Regions from separate parts of the Homo sapiens genome. Here region 2 is linked to region 1. A link is a loop called in an ENCODE intact Hi-C map of the cell type or tissue named here. Cell type or tissue: CD4-positive, alpha-beta T cell. All regions are shown on one strand. Each heading gives the region's core, and the rest is flanking DNA. Links, peaks and the distances in the headings are about the cores only.

The links. Peaks named below come from ENCODE experiments on the same cell type or tissue, not always from the same donor. Only the 100,000 strongest peaks of a DNase experiment are listed, where the experiment ranks them.
Region 2: it touches region 1 in a loop (1.8-fold over the local background); 32 of 110 quality-filtered maps call a loop at or near these places.

Annotation. Positions count from the first base shown.
Region 1 is chr19:21,353,730-21,363,451 of GRCh38, forward strand. It overlaps ZNF738 (zinc finger protein 738), which reads left to right and starts at 5,271. Exons shown (of 5, transcript NM_001355237.2): 1 at 5,271-5,414; 2 at 8,037-8,129. The coding sequence starts at 5,412. RefSeq lists enhancers at 3,984-4,541, 5,333-5,632. In CD4-positive, alpha-beta T cell, for the core only: no CTCF peak of the experiment used is centred there; DNase peaks (open chromatin) are centred at 5,212 and 5,592; H3K4me3 peaks cover 1,596 bases; H3K27ac peaks cover 679 bases.
Region 2 is chr19:21,310,119-21,319,840 of GRCh38, forward strand. It overlaps ZNF708 (zinc finger protein 708), which reads right to left. Exons shown (of 4, transcript NM_021269.3): 2 at 383-509. It also overlaps the pseudogene BNIP3P25. Among named protein-coding and RNA genes, the nearest start is that of ZNF708, 14 kb to the right of the region's middle. RefSeq lists an enhancer at 7,619-8,123. In CD4-positive, alpha-beta T cell, for the core only: no CTCF peak of the experiment used is centred there; no DNase peak of the experiment used is centred there.

The sequences.
Region 1 (9,722 bases), core at 1,085-9,084:
GAGTTTCTATTTCTTCCTGGTTTACTCCAGGAGAATTGTATATTTCCAGAAATGTATTCACCTCTTCTAGGTTTTCTAGTTTGTGCATTTCATAATATTCATAGTAGCCTTAAATAATGTTCTGTGTTTCCGTGGGATTGCTTGTAATATATCCTGTTTTGTTTCAAATTGAGTTTATTTGAATCTTCTCTCCTTTCCTTGGTTAATCTCGCTAATGGCCTATCAATTTCATTTATATTATCAAAGAATGAACTTTTTTCATTTATCTTTTGAAATTTTTGTTTCAATTTCATTTAGTTCTGCACTGATCTTTGTGATTTATTTTTCTGCTGGGTTTGGGTTTAGTTTGTTTTTGTTTCTCTAGATTCTAGAGGTATGAGCTTAGATTTTTAAATTTGGGCTCTTTCAGACTTTTTGATATAGGCATTGTTATGAACATTCCCTTTAGCACTGCTTTTGCTGTATTCCAGAAGTTTTGATAAGTTTTGTCACTGTTATCTTTCAGCTCAAAGAGCTTTTATATTTCCGTCTTGATTTTATTGTTGAGCAAATGATTATTCAGGAAAAGATTATTTAATTTCCATGTATTTGTATAGTTTTGAGGGTTCCTTTCATAGTTGATTTCCAGTTTTATTCCACTGTGATCTGAGCGAGTACTTGATATAATTTCAATTTTCCTAAATTTATTGAGACTTCTTTTGTGGCCTATCACATGGTCTATCTTGGATAATGTTTCATGTGCTGATAAAAAATACACATTCTGCAGTTGTTGGGTAGAATGTTCTGTAAATATGTGTTAAGTCCATTTGTTCTAGGGTATATTTTAAGTTTATTGTTTCTTTGTTGACTTTCTGTCTTGATTATCTGTCTACTGCTGTCAGTGGAGTATTGAAGTCCCCTACTATAAATGTGTTGCTGTCTATCTCATTGCATTTTTTTCTTTCTTTTTTTTTTTTTTTTTTTTGAGATGGAGTCTCACTCTTGTTGCCCAGGCTGGAGTGCAATGACACGATCTCAGCTCACTACAACCTCTGCCTCCCAGGTTCAAGCAATTCTCCTGCCTCGGCCTCCTGAGCAGCTCGGATTTCAGGCACCCGCCACAACCCCCAGCTAATTTTTTTTTTTTTTTTTTTTTTGTACTTGAGATGGAGTCTTGCTCTTGTTGCCCAGGCTGGAGTGCCATGGCACGATCTTGGCCCACTGTAACCTCCGCCTCCTGGGTTCAAGTGATTCTCCTGCCTCAGTCTCCTGAGTAGCTGGGATTACAGGCACCCACCACCACGCCTGGCTAATTTTTTGTATTTTAGTAGAGACGGGGTTTCACCATGTTGGCCAGGCTGGTCTTGAACTCCTGACCTCAAGTGATCCACCTGCCTCGGCCTCCCAAAGTGTTGGGATTATAGGCGTGAGCCACCACACCCAGCCAACTAATTTTAGTATTTTTACTAGAGACGGGGTTTCACCATGTTGGCCAGGCTGGTCTCCAACTCCTGACATCAGATCATCCACCCGCCTCGGCATCCCAAAGTGCTGGGATTACAGTCGTGAGCCACCTCTCCCGGCTTAAAGTTTTTTTTCTTTAAAAGTTTTCAAACATTTGCTATGATGAAAAATAAATAATGTGCTGTTCAGCTTTGATTTTTTTTTTTTTTTTTTTTTGAGAGAGAGTCTCGCTCTGTTGCCAGGCTGGAGTTCAGTGGCACGATCTCGGCTCACTGCAACCTCTGCCTCCTGGGTTCAAGCGATTCTCCTGCCTCAGCCTCCTAAGTAGCTGGGACTACAGGCGCCCGCCACCACGCCCAGCTAATTTTTGTATTTTTAGTAGAGATGGGTTTCACCAGGTTGGCCAGGATGATCTCAATCTCTTGACCTCGTGATCCGCCCACCTCGGCCTCCCAAAGTGCTGCGATTACAGGCATGAGCCACCACGCCCGGCCTCAGCTTTGATCTTCTAAACTCATCCTTCATCTTTTCCAAAAATTATTCCATGTCTTTTCAAAATGCTTCTCCAGTTTTGTTTTTTTTTTTCTTGAAACAGGGTCTCACTCTATCACCCAGTTTTGCTTGCAATGGTGTAACCAATCATGGCTCACTGCAGCCTGGACCTTCCAGGCTCAAGCAATCCTCCTGCCTCTGCCACCTAACTAGCTGCAGCTACAGGCATGCACCACCATGGCTGGCTAATTTCTTCATTTTTGTCATGAAAACAAACTCTTATTATGTTACTCAGGTTGCACTGGAACTCCTGCGCTCACATAATTCTCCCATCTCAGCCTCCCAAAGTGCTAAAAATATAGGTGTGAGCCACTGTGTTCTTCTGCAAATTTTTTTTTTTTTTTAATACAGAGGCTGGCTCTGTTGCCCAGGCTGGAGTGCAGTGGCACGATCTCAGCTCACTGCAACCTCTGCCTCCCCAGTTCAAGTAATTCTCCTGTCTCAGCCTCCTGAGTAGCTGGGATTGCAGGTGCACACCACCACGTCTGGCTAATGTTTGTATTTTTAGTAGAGACAGGGTTTCACCATGTTGGTCAGGCTGCTCTGGAACTCCTGACCCCATGATCCACCCACCTTGGCCTCCCAAAGTGCAAGGATTACAGGCATGAGCCACTGCACGTGGCCTCTTCTGCAATTTCTTAAGAGGATTATTTCCAGTGATAAACAGTAGTATATGAACACAAACCTAAAAGGAATCTGACTTATTCTGTAGAAGTGTCACTCTCCAGGATTTCAAGGGTCTAGGGCAGGGCAGCTACTTTAGTAGTATGATCTATGGAGGTGCATGGGCTTTGGCGTCAGATAAAGTTGATCCTGAGTCTTATTCCAGTCACTTAGTACTCGTGGGTCTTTGGACATGTTTGTTGATGTGGAGAAGCTCTATATACCACATATGCAAAAAAGGTAGACTGATACTGATTGCAAAATGGCAGCAATTTTTCTGCCCTCTTGTATCTATGCCCATTGTCAGGTGCTTTTACAGCTGTTTCCATCAAGATCCAGAATCTGTCTTCTAAACCCTAGATCTGGCTGGCCTTATTTGCTCAGGGCAGTAGAAACTTGTGAACATGACAGTGGGCTAGTTTGGGGCCCAGGCTCAAATGGTCTTGAATACTTCTGTTTTTTGTTCAGAATGCTGCAATCTCCATGAATAAAGCCCATGTTAGCAAGCTTAAAAATAAGATACCATGAGGAGGAGAAGCAAGGTGCCCCTGTTGAGCCCCAGAAGCAGAAGATCACCCCCAGAAGTACAGCTGGCTAGTCAACAAGCAGCTGATGATACCAGTCTGAAAGAGCTCAGCTGATACCAGAAGAACGGCCCCACTCACCCAGCCTAAATGGCTGATCATCTTAATTATAAACTAGTAAGTTTTGGATGATTTGTTATGCTGCAATAGCTAACTAATACATGCACCAGTGCAGATAGGATGCCAGGATTCAGTGACAGGTTGATTACTTGTTGCCTTCTAACAGTGGGCACCCTCTAGGTACTGATTTCTTCCCCTAATTTAAAGTTGGATGTCTTGAAAGAGAATGTTGGGTAATGCAGAAATACTGGGAGACATGTATGCATGTGATTGGTGTTTATATTCGCACAGTCCCCACACCACAGGAGAAAACAGATAACCACAGCCTCGCAATTAGGGTCAAGGCCAAATAGCAAAATAAGTTTGCCTTTAATCTATTTTCTCTGTATCTAAACACTGGAGTCCAAGAATGTGGGCAGAACTGAAGACACAGAGTTTTTTTCTCCTAAGCTCCATCATCCTATGTTCACAGCCTAATCTCTAAAAGAAAGGTGGGCAACAGGTGGTAAGCAGTGGTTTACCTGTGGTTATTTTATTTCTGCTGCCCTCAGCTCTTTCTATGGCCACTATCTGTTCCAACCTCAGAACTGAAGATAGATGTTAGTAGGGAGAGGCCCTTCCTTCCCCTCTGGCCCTTCACACCATTGACATCAGAGCTGCCATGTGTGGCTCCTGGGTGCCTGGAATGTGCTTGGTCTGAACCGCGATATGCTAGAAAGGTAAAACACAGAGTTATTTTCAAAAATTTAGTTGCAAATATTTATATACTTCATTAATAATTACATATTCCTCACACATTAAAATGATATTTTGTATATATTAGGTTAATTACATTGTTACAATCAATTCAACCTGTTCCTTGTTATTGTTGTTGTTGTTGTTGCTGTTGTTGCAGTCTGTCACTAGGCTGGAGTGCAGTGGCGCAATCTCGGCTCACTGCAACCTCTGCCTCCCGGGTTCAAGCGATTCTCCTGCCTCAGCCTCCCCAGTAGCTGGGATTACAGGCATGCGCCACCACGCCTGGCTAATTTTTATATTTTTTTCAGTAGAGACAGGGTTTAGCCATATTGCCAGGAGGGTCTCAATCACTTGATCTCGTGATCCACCAGCCTCGGCCTCCCAAAGTGCTGGGATTACAGGCGTGAGCCACTGCGCGTGGCCTCTTGTTTCTTTATATTTTTCACCCCCCAAAACGGAGTCTCGCTCTGTCCGCCCAGGCTGGAGTGCAGTGGCGCGATCTCTGCTCACTGCAACCTCCTCCGCCTCCCGGGTTCAAGCAATTCTCCTGCCTCAGCCTCCTGCGTAGCTGGGATTACAGATGTCCACCACCACGCCCGGCTAATTTTTGTATTTTTAGTAGAGACGTGGTTTCACCATGTTAGCCAGGCTGGTCTCAAACTCCTGACCTCTTGATCTGCCCGCCTTGTACTCCTAAAGTCCTAGGATTACAGGCGTGAGCCACCATGCCTGGCCCCTTGTTTCTTTTTAATTTTCTAGTTTGGCTACCAGAAAATTCAAAATTCACGTGGCTCACATTTTATTTCAGAGGATTACCTCCTTTTTAAAATCTCAGGCTGCCTGCTCAAAGGACCGTAAGCCAGGAAAGTAAAAAAACCCTGAAATTTTAAAACATTTGTTATTATATCCTTTTCATTTATGTATAGCCATATGATATAGTATTTACAAATGCATATGACCTTATACGCAAGGTTGAATGCAAATACCCTTTGGGGTGGGCCTATCTCAGCTCAAGGAGGAAGCCCTGCCTGAAAAGGCTGCAGCCTAGGCGGTCACTCTTTCTTCATTCAGCCCAGCATCTAATTACATCTTCTGTCAGTCAGGGCCTGAGAGGGTGGGGTTTTAAACGTTATCCAATCAGCGACGCTGGGCTGGGAACTGTCCAATCAGGCACGCAGCTTGAGCGGAGAGGACGGCTTCCGGGATGTGGCGGGATTTGTCCGCTTCTTTGTCTTTGGCTGCCGCTGGAACTCCGGGTCTCGTCTTCACTGCTCTGTGTCCTCTGCTCCTAGAGGCCCAGCCTCTGGTCCTGTGACCTGCAGGTATTGGGAATCCACAGCTAAGACGCCGGGACACCCTGGAAGCCTAGAAATGGTGAGAGTGCGGGGTCCAACATCCCGAGAGAGGGGAAGGGCTGGTTGGAACCGGTGGGAAGTGGCTGTGGCGAGACTCAGGCCTCCCCGCAGTCAGCTCTACAATCTGCGCCCCGAGTTCTCCTTGCCCAGCTCGGCCTCAGTCGCCTTCAGCCATAAGATGGCGGTTGCGCCGACAGCCCGGCCCCCGGGCGTCCTGTCTCTTCCCTGCATAGTGACTGTGCCCTTGCCTGGAGCCCTCTCTGGGGAATCTCTGCACCCGCAGCGCCGCTTCTCTACCGGATTGTGCAGGGACCGTGGGAGGGTCGTCAGGGGAGAATCCTGACTTGGGGTGCGGGTTCATGAATGGGAAGAGGTTTGTTCCGTGGGGTTCCCAGTTCCTATTATCTCCTATTAAAAGTTAATGGGAGTCACTGCAAAAATATTAAAAGAATTTAATCAAAGAGTGGTTCTAGGCTGGGCGCGGTGGCTCACGCCTGTAATCCCAGCACTTTGGAAGGCCGAGGTGGGCGGATCAGAGGTCAGGAGATCAAGACCATCCTGGCTAACACGGTGAAACCCCGTCTCTACTAAAAATACAAAAAATGAGCCGGGCGTGGTGGCGGGCGCCTGTAGTCCCAGCTACTCAGGAGGCTGAGGCAGGAGAATGGCGTGAACCCAGGAGGCAGAGCTTGCAGTGAGCCGAGATCGTGCCACTGCACTCCAGCCTGGGCGACAGAGCGAGACTCTTGTCTCAAAAAAAAAATTAACTTATTAAATAATTTAATCAAAAAGTGGTTCTAGAATTGTAGAGCACCAAGCTGTGGTTTTTAGTTTGTGGTCTATGGGAGAGGCTTGAAAGAAAGTCTTTTGTAAAATGCATGATGAAGAAAACCAAATTTAGTAATTGGTTAGGTACAGTTACGTGGTTTTTTAATTTGTACATTAAAGGTGAAAATTTCCTGGTTATGTAATCGGAGCTCAATTGGCAGTTTATAGTAGGTGAAGCCTCAATTTTGTTTCTCTGAATTTAGTAATTAAAAATAATGCGCCTGAGTTAGATTTTTTAAATTGAAGTAGGAACCCAGGGACTAGAGAAACCTCAGTCTAATTGCCTGCCACTTAATTATTTTCACACTCCACAGGGAACTGATTTTCTGCTGCATTTTTCACCTGGGTCCCAATCAGGGTCTTAAGTCTAACCCCCATCCCTCATTACTCCAACCTCATTCTTGCTTGCAGTAAGATACTAAATTTCCAATTTCTTCTGGGGTTCCCAAATGCCAGCTTTTCCTCCCTAATTCACATTATCACGTATTTGTGTTTTTTTGTTTGTTTTGTTTTGTTTTTGAGATGGAGTCTCGCTCTGTCTCCCAGGCTGGAGTGCAATGGCGCGATCTCGGCTCACCTCAACCTCCGCCTCCCGGTTTTAAACAATTCTCCCACTTCAGCCTCCTTAGTAGCTGGGATTACAGGTGCGCGCCATCATACCTGGCTAATTTTTGTGTTTTTGTAAAGACGGGGGTTTCACCATGCTGGCCAGGCTGGTCTCGAACTCCTGACCTCAGGTGATCCGCCCGCATCAGCTTGCCAAAGTGCTGGAATTACAGGCGTGAGCCACCGGGCCTGGCCACTTATTTTGTAGTGTACTTTTTTATACCGTATTTTAATTAATTATTTTTTGGCAAGGCATTAAATGGTGCTTTTTTCTTTTCTTTTTTTTTTGAGACGGAGTTTCACTCTTGTTGCAAAGGCACATTCTCGGCTCACCACAACCTCCGCCTCCGGGTTCACGAGGTTCTCATGCCTCAGCCTCCCAAGTAGCTGGGTTTACAGGCATGCACCACCACGCCCAGCTGATTTTGTATTTTTAGAAGAGATAGGGTTTCTCCATGTTGGTCAGGCTGGTCATGAACTCCCGACCTCAGGTGATCCGCCCGCCTTGGCCTCCCGAAGTGCTGGGATTACAGGCGTGAGCCACTGCGCCCTGCATAAATGGTGTTTTGGGGGTTTTTTTGTTTGTTTTTTGTTTTGAGACGGAGTTTTGCTCTTGTTGCCCAGGCTGGAGTACAGTGGCATGGTCTCGGCTCACCGCAACTTCTGCCTCCCGGGTTCAGGCGATTCTCCTGCCTCAGCCTCCGAGTAGCTGGGATTACAGGCATGTGCCAGCCACCACGCCCGGCTAATTTTTTATTTTTAGTAGAGACAGGGTTTCTCTATGTTGGTCAGGCTGGTCTCGAACTCCCGACCTCAGGTGATCCGCCCGCCTCGGCCTCCCAAAGTGTGGGGATTACAGGCGTGAGCCACCACACCCAGACCAATGGTACTTTTAAGAAGGTTTGTTATCTGTTTGTAAATATTTTCCATGAAAAGAAAGCAAATAATAATCCCCTGACACTGTGTTGCAAAAAATCTCTGTGTGTCTTTTCCTTTTATCTTTCTAGGCACAGAGATGTTATCGGAATTTTTTTGGGTCAGAGTTCTGCTTTGGAAAATTTATGGGGTGATGTGTCCTCAGCCACCGTTTAGTTTTTTCCCGGTCCTGGGTTTCAGTATTATCTGGGGATAAACCGAGATATCTGCCATGGTTATGTCAGCTAGAGTGTCTAGTGGATATCAGCTTCTGGTTTATTTTCTCCCATAGGACGACCTGAGGTATGGAGTGTATCCTGTCAAGGGGGCAAGTGGATACCCTGGGGCTGAGAGGAATCTTCTGGAGTACTCTTATTTTGAAAAGGTAACCCCTTGATATGTTAAAATTGTCTTTGGGACCAGCTTGAAAAACATGCTCTACTAAAAATACAAAAAACTTAGCCAAGCATGGTGGTGCATGCCTGAATTTCCAGCTACTCGGGGTTGCTGAGGCAGGACAATCACTTGATCCCGGGAGGCAGAGGTTGTGGTGAGCCGAGATCCTGCCATTGCACTCTAGCCTGGGCAACAAGAGTGAAACTCCATCTAATAATAATAATAATGATAATAATAATAATAATAATAATAATAATAATAATGAATAAATTGTCTTCTACCAACCCTGCTTCCATTTCATGGAGACAAATTGCTTGTCAGCCAATCAGATGCTGGTAATGAGGAACAAACACAGTAATAACTTCTGCCCCCTGGATTCTGTAAGGGAGCAGAAGAATAGTGAAATAAATATAGTAAAAGAAAAAGAGTAAAAAACAGTGAAAAATATGTGACCAAAAAAATAGTATCCCGAAAGACAAACAACAAAAACAACAACAAACTGACTCCAGTGAGATGGTGTAAGAACTTGCAAAGTAAAATGCACCTAGGGCAGTCACCGAAAAATAGTGCAGTGTCTCCTGAATGGGTGGTTCTTGAGCACATAAGTGAGCAGGAGTGGGTGGAAGGATCTCTCAAGTGATTGAATGGCCTGACTTGAAACGTGAGTCAGACACATCTGTTATTTAACCAGCACTGCCATTCCTGGATTTGTCACCTTGAAGAGATTTGTTCACTTATTTTCACCTGTTTTTTAGCTGTAAGGTTACATTATATTAGTAGGGCTTGAAAGGTAGAAAAATATTTACAAAGGGCATAAAAGACGTGGGATTCAAAAAAATTAATCATATATTTCATTTGTTAAAAATTTTCACTTACCTTTTTCTTTCCCAGAGTGAGTTTACAAGTTTTCTCAGGTGTAGCTTTTAATGGCTGGGTGATTTCAAACAGAATTTCAAGCTTAGCTTTCAGAATGCTACCAAGAAAAAGAAGAGGAAAAATGTCTATTCCATTTTTGCCGTAGAAAATGAATACGTTTCCACAAGAAAATGTGGTAGATAATTGGTGAGTTACATAGATTCATGAAAACATCAGTTCCTTTTTTTGGCAGGGTAAATTTTTGACAGCGAATATCTCTGTTCAAATTCTGTTATCTTGATTTCTGAGTTTTATGCTAAATTTTATGAGATGAAACTTGGTATTGCCTGGAAGTGTTTCCATATGACTAAATGTTTGCTGCATGATTTTTAATGGAATTAATAGAATAATACATTTATTTTCTGATAGAAATACTTTTGCTTTTCTTATTAAGGTATAAAATGTAAGCACCTTAAAATTTTCTTCCCTTATAGGAATACTGTGTTTGAGTAATTTTTTTGGATTTTTCAAACAACTTAGTTTCAAAAACCAAGTGAGCAACTCTAACATGGAAATTAAAGCTTGAGCCCAGTGACTCAGAGCTAGGGCTTATATTGAGACTGTAAAAGTAGGTTATTAAAGGTCCAGTTAGTTTTTTCTGGAGTGCCTCTCCTGCAGATGTTCTAGCCTGCTCACTCCAGTCATGGAAGAAGCCTTTCTGATGAGA
Region 2 (9,722 bases), core at 1,096-9,095, 44 kb before region 1:
ACCTTTAGAGTATATTAGGAATTGTATATTAAAGTTATCCTCACCTTGCCGGGCAAGGTGGCTCACGCCTGTAATCCCAGCACTTTGGGAGGCTGAGGCGGGCAGACCCTGAGGTCAGGAGTTCGAGATCAGCCTGACCAACATGGTAAGACCCCATCTCTACTAAAAATACAAAAATTAGCCGGGCATGGTGGCACATGCCTGTAATCTCAGCTACGCAGGAGGCTGAGGCAGGAGAATCTCTTGAACCCTGGAGGCAAAGGTTGCAATGAGCCAAGATTGCGCCACTGCACTCCAGCCTGGGTGACAGAGTGAAACTCTGTCTCAAAAAAAAAAATAATAATAAATAATAAAAATTAAAAAAAAAAAAACTTATCCTCACCCAGGAATACCAGGTTTCTATAATTCTCTAACATGACATTCCTATATAAATTCTGCTGTGCTGTGTCCAGGCACTGCCACTCCTCCAGAGAGAATTCTATGGCCACATCCATAAATGTCAATGGTCCCTGAAAAACACATACACACACACATATTTACCAAGTGGTTATGGACAGAATTTTTAATTTGACTCAAGGTGAAATGAGAGAGTAAAGAGAACTGGTTCTGACTTATAGGAGTGACTGAAATTATCCAATAAAATAATTTTCAACACAGAAATATTCTCGAATGTATTCTCTAACTCTGAAAAAAGAGAGTAGTATAAGATCCACAAAATCAGTGTATATATGTTACTTTTCTGAATGATAAAGTATAAACTTAAGGGCATGAACAGAAACATGTACATTTTTTATTGCTATATATACATCATACAGAATGACTTGTGTATATTTTTCAGATGGAAAAGACATGTTGAGTTAGAAAGTGCTTCTCAAATTTTAGTCTGTAAAATAAACTGGAGATCTTGTTAGTGGAGATTATTTTTTCAGAAGATCTGGAATAAAGTCTCAGTTTTTAAATTTCTAACAAGCTCACCAATAATTCCAATGTTTTTGGCCCAAAAAGAATATTTTGTCAAACATCCCGTAAGTAAAAGGGCCTGTGTTTTTTTCAGTTTTACTTACCTGTACAGAAAGATAAGAGCTTTCATTTTCCAAAGACATATGTATACAAGGAAAACCTAAGAAAAAGTCAGCTCCCAGATAAAATATGATGATTTATGCACATTAGCTGCATAAAGATACTTAATAATGAACAGAAAAATAATTAACTCTATGGTGAAAAAATCTTTCAGAGAGCTCTTTAACCAAAAGACTTATTTTGTCTTTTTTTTTTTAACCGAAAGAATTATTAACATCAACTGCACTAGGACAAATTTTTATGATGTGCTAATGCATAACACAGAAGGACACAGCACCACTGCTGGAATATTCCCCCCAAAAGTGAATTATAGTCTGAATTTAACCATAAAGAAAACATCAGTTCTGTGCAAAGTTCAAGATAAACATATCTTTCCCGTTTTAATTTTTAATAATGATTTTAGGTAGACATCTTGAGAATATGCCTTTAAAGGTGTCAGCACCACCTGTTTACCTGATACCACCACATCCACAAGCAAAAAGATGAAGACTTGCAGAAAAAGTCCACCCATTTCTGTCCTTAATAACAGAAGAGATGCGGGAAAAACACGCTGCACCATGGAAATAAAGATATAAGTTTCATTTTTCCTGTCCTCAGGTGCCCTTCCCTTACATGGACACCAACAATTTCTGCTACAGTAATAAAAATATGGACCACACTGTCCTCTCCCTACCAAACCCAAACAGAAACAGCCCTATGGCCACCCTTTTAGTGCAAAGGTGAGACTTAACTCTTATGAATGTATCTGAACCCCTCATACTCAATTCTAGCCTCATGTTAAAATCACATGAGGCACTTAATTAAAACAACATGGGGCCAGGTGCGGTGGCTCAAGCCTGTAATCCCAGCACTTTGGGGGGCCAAGGGGGGTGGATCTTCTGAGGTCAGAAGTTCGAAACCAGCCTGGCCAACATGGTGAAACCCTGTCTCTACTAAAAACACAAAAATTAGCTGGGCGTGGTGGAACGCGCCTGTAGTCCCAGCTACTCGAGAGGGTGAGGCAGGACAATCGCTTGAATGTGGGAGGCAGAGGTTGCAGTGAGCTGAGATCGCGCCACTGCACTCCAGCCTGGTGACAGAGCGACACTCCATCTCAAAAAAAAAAAATACAAAAATTAGTCAGGCACGGTAGCATGCACGTGTAATCCCAGCTACTTGGGAGGCTGACTCAAGGAGAATCACTTGAACCTGGCAGGCAGAGGTTGCAGTGAACCAAGATCAAGCCACTACACTCCAGCCTGGGAGACAGAGTGAGACTCCATCTCAAAACAAACAAATACAACATGGATGTGTCCACCTGGAGCAATAAACAGAGCCTGTGAGGAGGGGTGAAGTACAGAGATTTCTGCAAACTGGCTGTGTAATCCTAATGAGAAGCCTGGGCTGATAACCACTTAGCCAAGCATTGCCTCTCAAGCTTTAGTGAGCTTAAAATTCACTTGGTAATTTTGGACCCACTCTACGTAATGGGATTCTGCAGGTTTGGAAAGGATCCATGGATAAATGTTTTAAACAAGACCCCTGTCAATGTTAATGTTGCTCCCCCGGGCTCATTATTAGCAGTAGTTAGAGAAAGCAGGCACAGCACAGAGTCCCTTACACTCAGCACTCTTGTCACAACACAAGTATTTCTGGTACAAATAAAGACAACCCATCTTCATCCTAAAGTTTCATATTATTTGCTGGCTCTTCAAAGTTTACAAAGGAAACAGAAGGCAGCAATGTCTGAATAAGTCTGCATTTGGAAAACAACATGTACTAATGCAAGGTGTATTAAGCAGGCGCTATGTGCTCTCAAGGGTATGCTACAGGCTGAGTGCAGTGGCTCATGCCTGTAATCCTAGGAGGCAGGTGGATCACTTGAGATCAGGAGTTCAAGGTCAACCTGGACAACATGGTGAAACCTCATCTCTACTAAAAATACAAAAAAAAAAAAAAAATTAGCCAGGTGTGGTGGCATGTGCCTGTAATCCCAGCTACTCAGGAGGCTGAAGTGGGAGAATCGCTTGAACCCAGGAAGAAGAAGTTGTAGTGAGCTGAGATTGTGTCACTGCACTCTGGCCTGGGTGACAGAGCAAGACCCTGTCTCAAAAAAAAAAAAAAAAAAGTATGTTACAGAGCACTGTGCTGGGAATAACATATTATATGATTTAACTCTCATAACATCATGCAAGTTGGTACTAAGTGTTTAATAATTACCAGGATTTAGATAAAGAGCCCAGCATTTTTAACTCTTCTACTGTTTCTCTGTCATTGGTTTTTTAAAAAATGTGTAGAAAAGCCAGGCGCGGTGGTTCATGCTTGTAATCCCAGCACTTTGGGAGGCCCAGGCGGGCAGATCATGAGGTCAGGAGTTTGAGACCAGCCTAGCCAACATGGTGAAGCCCCGTCTCTACTAAAAATACAAAAATTAGCTAGTCATGGTGGTGGGTGCCTGTAATCCCAGATACTCAGGAGGTTGAGGCAGGAGAATTGTTTGAACCCGGGAGGTGGAGGTTGCAGTGAGCCAAGATCATGCCATTGCACTCCAGCCTGGGCAACAGTGCGAGACTATGTCTCAAAAAAAAAAAAAAAAAAGTGTGTAGAATAAAAGCCTAATACAGACAGATGAGAGGATTACAGAAAGAGTTTAATGTAGTTTTGAGGAATTTTTACTGGGTTTATATTTACTTTTTTGTGACTTGTGGAACAACTACTGAATCTGCAGGAATAGAAAACAAGTTCCTAAATGGAATGTTTCTGCAACCTTGGTTTTAATAAAAAATTAAGAAATTAAGACCCTAAAATACATATTTTACTTTTCCCATTTATCTGCTTTTGGGTTTCAGGAAATTGGGAGCACCAGCTCTAGAGAGGCAGCAGAATTCAACAACCAAAACTCTGATCTCTTCTGATCAGTTCTGTGAGGCAAGACTCCAGGGCTGGGTGAGATCTAAACAAGGCCCTCAAGAAGGGTGAATCTGAACAGAACTGGGGAAGGGGAGACCCTCTGTAGAATTCTGTTCTCTATGCCACTGGGGTATTTCAAGTTCTGTTTTTTGTAAGCTTACCTAAGAGAAACTTAAATCCCAGCGTTTGCGTAATTTTAATCTTTTCTAGCCACTGCCCTGTCAATTTTATAACATATACTAATAAGCAATTTAAACAAATCTCTTAAGGTTTTCTAGGGTAATATTATTAGAAGATAAATATGTATTATTAGCAAGATAAAAGAAATCAAAAAATAATAATGCTTCTGTCCATAAATATCCCTTCAAGTGATGACATCAGAAGCCACAACAATATAAATAAAGTGGCCCAAATAAAGCTCACAATTTTTTCACACATCTATTTGCTATACCAACCATATGATACTTAATTCAACCATTTATTCAGTTGCTAGTCTAGACTAAGAGTTTCTGGATTGTAGAAACCATGACTGCTTCATCTATTTTTCTAATGGCCATATAAAATTATAGCAATCAGTTTATCTGCTTGAGTCTCCAGATCTCCTCCTTGTTTTTACCCAAGTACCAGAAAACTGGAGAAATTCATCTGGGTACCAATCAAAAACATCCCTTGTATAAGGGAAGGAACAAACACAGGATGACTCATTTCTCTTACACTGAGGGAAAAGCAGAATTAACCACTCTTGTCAGCCTGACACAATTCTGCTCTGGACATCCTCAAATGTCTCAAAAATGCCTACGTAATTGTGAGAGGGTTCCCAGTGACCCTGGGCTGATGGTCCAATAATAAGCCAGGCTAGAGAGAGTCATGCTGATTCTAAATAGAAAATGGAACTGCCCTGGTTGAGCTCCAGAATTACTTGTTCTGATTAACTAGCTTTTGGATAGAAGGAAGGACAAGAATATTGTACATAACATTTTACAGGCAGGTATAGTTGTGGTCATGGCTCCGGATACTTTGTGGTCTTGATCTCTCACTCCTAAGATGTTTATTTATATTTACAGAATTTGCCATCAGATTCTGTTTACATCTGGAGCCTCTCACGTAACTGTGGCAGACCTGCTACAAGATCTTACTGGACAAAATCTGAAAAGCTCAAAGAGCCACAGTCTCAAAGGGAGCTGTAGGATGTCTATGTTGACATCTCACAGTGCAGAAAATGCCTTCTATTGGTTTTCAGTACATTCCCAATTCAAAGTCTGGCCCTGTCTTGTAATCCCAGGCAGAAGCCAGATCTTATGTGCAGATTCTAAGTGGGATCAACCTGACTCTGCATCCTTAGGTGTTACAGAAAGCAAAGTACAATCAAAGGAGAGATCCCCTCAGAGGCCGCTCTGGCACGTTCCAAATGATGTTTACCTAAAAGGAAATAGCTGAGGAAACATGAATGTAAGTATACAATTTATTTGGGCCAAACTTGAGGATTGTAACCTGGGAGCAAATATTCAAGTTGCCTGGAATATATACTTTGATTAGCAGCAGTTACAATTGGATTGGAAAGACAAAAAGAGAGGCGCATAGAGTGGGTTGATACAAAGTTGTCTGTCAACATTTTTTTATTTACAAAAATAAATTGATTATTGATTGGATATACATTGTTAGGCTATAGGGTGTGGGTTATAGTGTCCAGTGTGGCATTTTTAGTTCAATTTATAGCTACTTGTGGCAATAGCAAGCAGTTTCAAGTGGTAACTACATAGCTCAAAGAAAAAAGAAAGACATAATTGTGGTCTCATTTTAATGTCTCTCTGAGACTTATAAAGAAAAGGATTATTAGCCAGGCATGGTGGTGCAGGCCTGTAATCCCAGCTACTGAGAGGCCAAGACAGGAGAATCACCTGAACCTGGGAGGCGGAGATTGCAGTGAGCCGAGTTCGTGCCATTGCACTCCAGCCTGGACAACAAGAGTGAAACCTGTCTCAAAAAAAAAAAAACCTTTTATATAGGAAATGCAAATCCTTTTCTTTTCTTTTCTTTTCTTTTTTCTTTTTTTTTTTTTTTTTGAGACAGGGTTTCGCTCTTGTTGCCCCTGCTGGAGTGCAGTGGCGCAATCTCAGCTCACCGCAACTTCCTCCTCCCGGATTCTCCTGCCTCAGCCTCCCGAGTAGCTGGGATTACAGGCATGCGCCACCACGCCTGGCTAATTTTTTGTATTTTTAGTAGAGACAGGGTTTCTCCATGCTAGTAAGGCTGGTCTCGAACTCCCGACCTCAGGTGATCCACCCGTCTTGGCCTCCCAAAGTGCTGGGATTACAGGAGTAAGCCAGTGGGCCCGGCAAAGTTTTCATTTTTTCCAAGCCTCAAGATCTAGATTCAGAAATTGGAGCTGCAGATTCAGATTCTGGATGGGTGGAGTAGCAGCAGGTATTACTTGCACATTTGTGGACATTTTAGCAAGAGGAGAAAAAAGGAATTAAAAATTCTCATGTCTACATATCTATTCAATGCACACATGTTATTCTGCTAGGGTTTTTGGGCCCCATGGTCTCTGAGTCAGCTTCAGGTCTGATGACAGGAGTCCCTGAGGCTGGGCACGGTGGCTCACGCCTGTAATCCCAACACTTTGGGAGGCTGAGATGGGTGGATCATGAGGTCAGGAGTTTGAGACCAGCCTGGCCAATATGGTGAAATCCCATCTCTCTTTTTTTTTTTTTTTGAAACGAAGTTTCGCTCTTGTTGCCCAGGCTGGAGTGCAATAGCACAATCTTGGCTCACTGCAACCTCTGCCTCCCAGGTTCAAGTGATTCTCCTGCCTCAGCCTCCCCAGTAGCTGGCATTACAGGCGTGTGCCACCACCCTCAGCTAATTTTTGTATTTTTAGTAGAGACGGGGTTTCTCCATGTTGGTCAGGCTGGTCTCGAACTCCTAACCTCAGGTGATCTGCCTGCCTGGGCCTCCCGAAGTGCTGGGATTACAGGTGTGAGCCACCGTGCTCAGCCTTTGGTGAAACCCCATCTCTACTACAAATACAAAAAAAAAAAAATTAGCCAGGCATGGTGGTGAGCATCTGTAATCCCAGCTACTTGGGAGGCTGAAGCAGGAAAATCACTTGAACACAGGAGACTGAGGTTGCAGTGAGCTAAGATCATGCCACTGCACTCCAGCCTGGGCAATGCAGTGAGACTCCATCTCAACAACAACAAAAAAGTCACTGAAAGAGGTAAAATGGTTGATTGCTGCCCTGTAAGGTTTGTAGAAATCTGATCTAGCCTCTCTGGAAGTGACTGTAGAGGACAATAGATACCAAATAGGCAGAGATGCAATTCTTCCTGCATATTTAGGGAAGAGCGTGCACTTTGCAGCACAATTGTGAGTTGACTGGAATCCTGAGAGGGAAAGGCCCTTCTAGAGTAAAGCTTGGTTGACACCTTATATATTTATATCACGTCTGGTAATTCTAGACTGTGTTTGGAAAATATAACAAGAGAAATTATCTCCAGCCCCAGAAAAACTTCACAATGATGGAAAAGAAAGAAAACTTTTATTACACAATTAAACCAGAATGTGACATGCATCACAATCAATCTGCTTAAGAGACTGCAAAGACAGAAAGATAGTCACCATAATTAGTCCACAAGTCGAAGAATTTACAGCACCATGTCATACAGAGCTCATCCTAAATTCACCTGGTCATTGGGGATGCCACCTATCTATGCTAATTGGTTATAATCAATGACAAAATAAACTTTTCACATCTTCATGACAGGAGGTAGTTTTGCAACTTGACACCAGGTGCCTGCTGAAGGTAGACTCTCAGTCTCCTACTACAATGGTTGAATAGGGTGCTATCTTTTTGGTTATTTACACTTTAAAGCAATGGCTCTCTATGTTCTGAGCACTCAGCTACAGCACTCCTGCTTGCCGTCTACTTATGGCTAGTGTCCTCTCTTGACCCCTACCATCTGCCAATGAGGCACAGCCCAAAGCACAGAGCTCACAGCTGGCAGCTTACATCTTAAGTGAGCCCCAATTGCCACAGCAGCACTCCAGTACCTCATCAGAGACTGAAGACTATGGTACAGGAGAGCCTACAGGATTTGGGGGTAGAATTGCACCTTCATAATAATGGGAATGGGAGTGGTGTTTCAGCCTCAGTTTCAATTTATTATGGTGACTTGAAAAAAATACTGCTGGATTTCCAGCATGAGTCCAGATAGAGATAGGATGGTTCTCCCTGTGAAAACCCACCTCTTTGTCAACACCAAGGGATAGCATTAGGGCTTCTAAAACAGACATCTGAAGCATTGAAGAGAAAAACAGCTCTTGGTCTGATTCTACTGCAAAAATTATATTGAGAGAAAAAAGAAGTTAAATGTATCTTGAGAAAAAACTCAGATTAGATATGATTGATCAAGTCAGTCAGAAAATATTCCCCTAAAAGGAATTTCTCTTAAAATACCCCTAATGCACAGCTACTCTTGGCATGAGAAACATGAGCATTATGAAGAAAAAAAGCATATTCTCAGCAGAATTTTATAAGGTTTCTCTTCCATCTCTGCTGCTCTCATCTCCTAGCCATTGAATGGGGGTTCCATATTGAAATACAACTGACAATTCACCAGCACTTTTTAAATTACGAACTGGAATCTGACTTTGTTCATATAGTAGAATATATGTGAGCTTGCCGCATAACTAACTGAAGGGCTATTATGGTTTTTGGGTGACCACATCACCTGTCTATTTGTCCTGGAATGGCAGCATTCCAATTTAGTAAAATGAAAGACACTAAAATTATGCTTACCTATAACTATCCCTATTGGATAAAACAATATGTATGTCAGACACATATCTACTGTAACAATTTGGTAGTATTTTTTGATATTAGCTATATAAATAAATATAAATAATTTTAATGTACTAGTCATAATGTATGTAGGATTTTTAAACATTGTCTATAACCATAATTCAGTTTAAACATTTTATATTTCAGAAGTATAAATAACAATATTAAAATGACTGCTTAGGAGATTCAAAGTAAATATTTTGATCTTATATTCATACTATTGTAGAAAATACTTTTTAATTTATATGAATGTATGTTGTCTAAAAACACTTCAGATAACTATGCTAATTGTTCTTAATAAATAGAAACCAAAGTACAACTACAGGCTCCACTTTTCAGTTTATACACTGAACTGTTCTTGTTTTTGCAGTGTAAGTACTTCAGCCTGCAAATATTAGATAATTACTTTGGATAATTAGTGTTCTGTAAAAGGAACCTAGTATGTTTTAGTCCTTATTATTCTGTATTGCTAAATTTACTCCTATCATTGTGTTCAATTTGTGTGTGCTCCTAATATGAGTTTTTTTTTTTTAATTTTTTGAGATGGAGTTTTGCTCTTGTTGCCCAGGCTGGAGAGGAATGGTGTGATCTTGTCTCACTGCAACCTCTGCCTTCTGGGTTTGAGGGATTCTGTATCAACCTCCGGAGTAGCTGGGATTACAGGTATGAGCCACCACGCCCAGCTAATTTTGTATTTTTAGTAGAGAAAGCCACGCGTGGCTGAACAGATGCTTTTCCAAACAAGACATACATGTGGCTAACAAGCATATTTTAAAAATGCTCATCACTAATTATTAGAAAAATGTAAAAAAACACCCAATGAGATACCATCTCACACCAGTCAGAATGGCTACTGTTAAAAAGTCAGCAATAGATGCTGGCAAAGTTGCAGAGGAAAGGAAATGCTTAT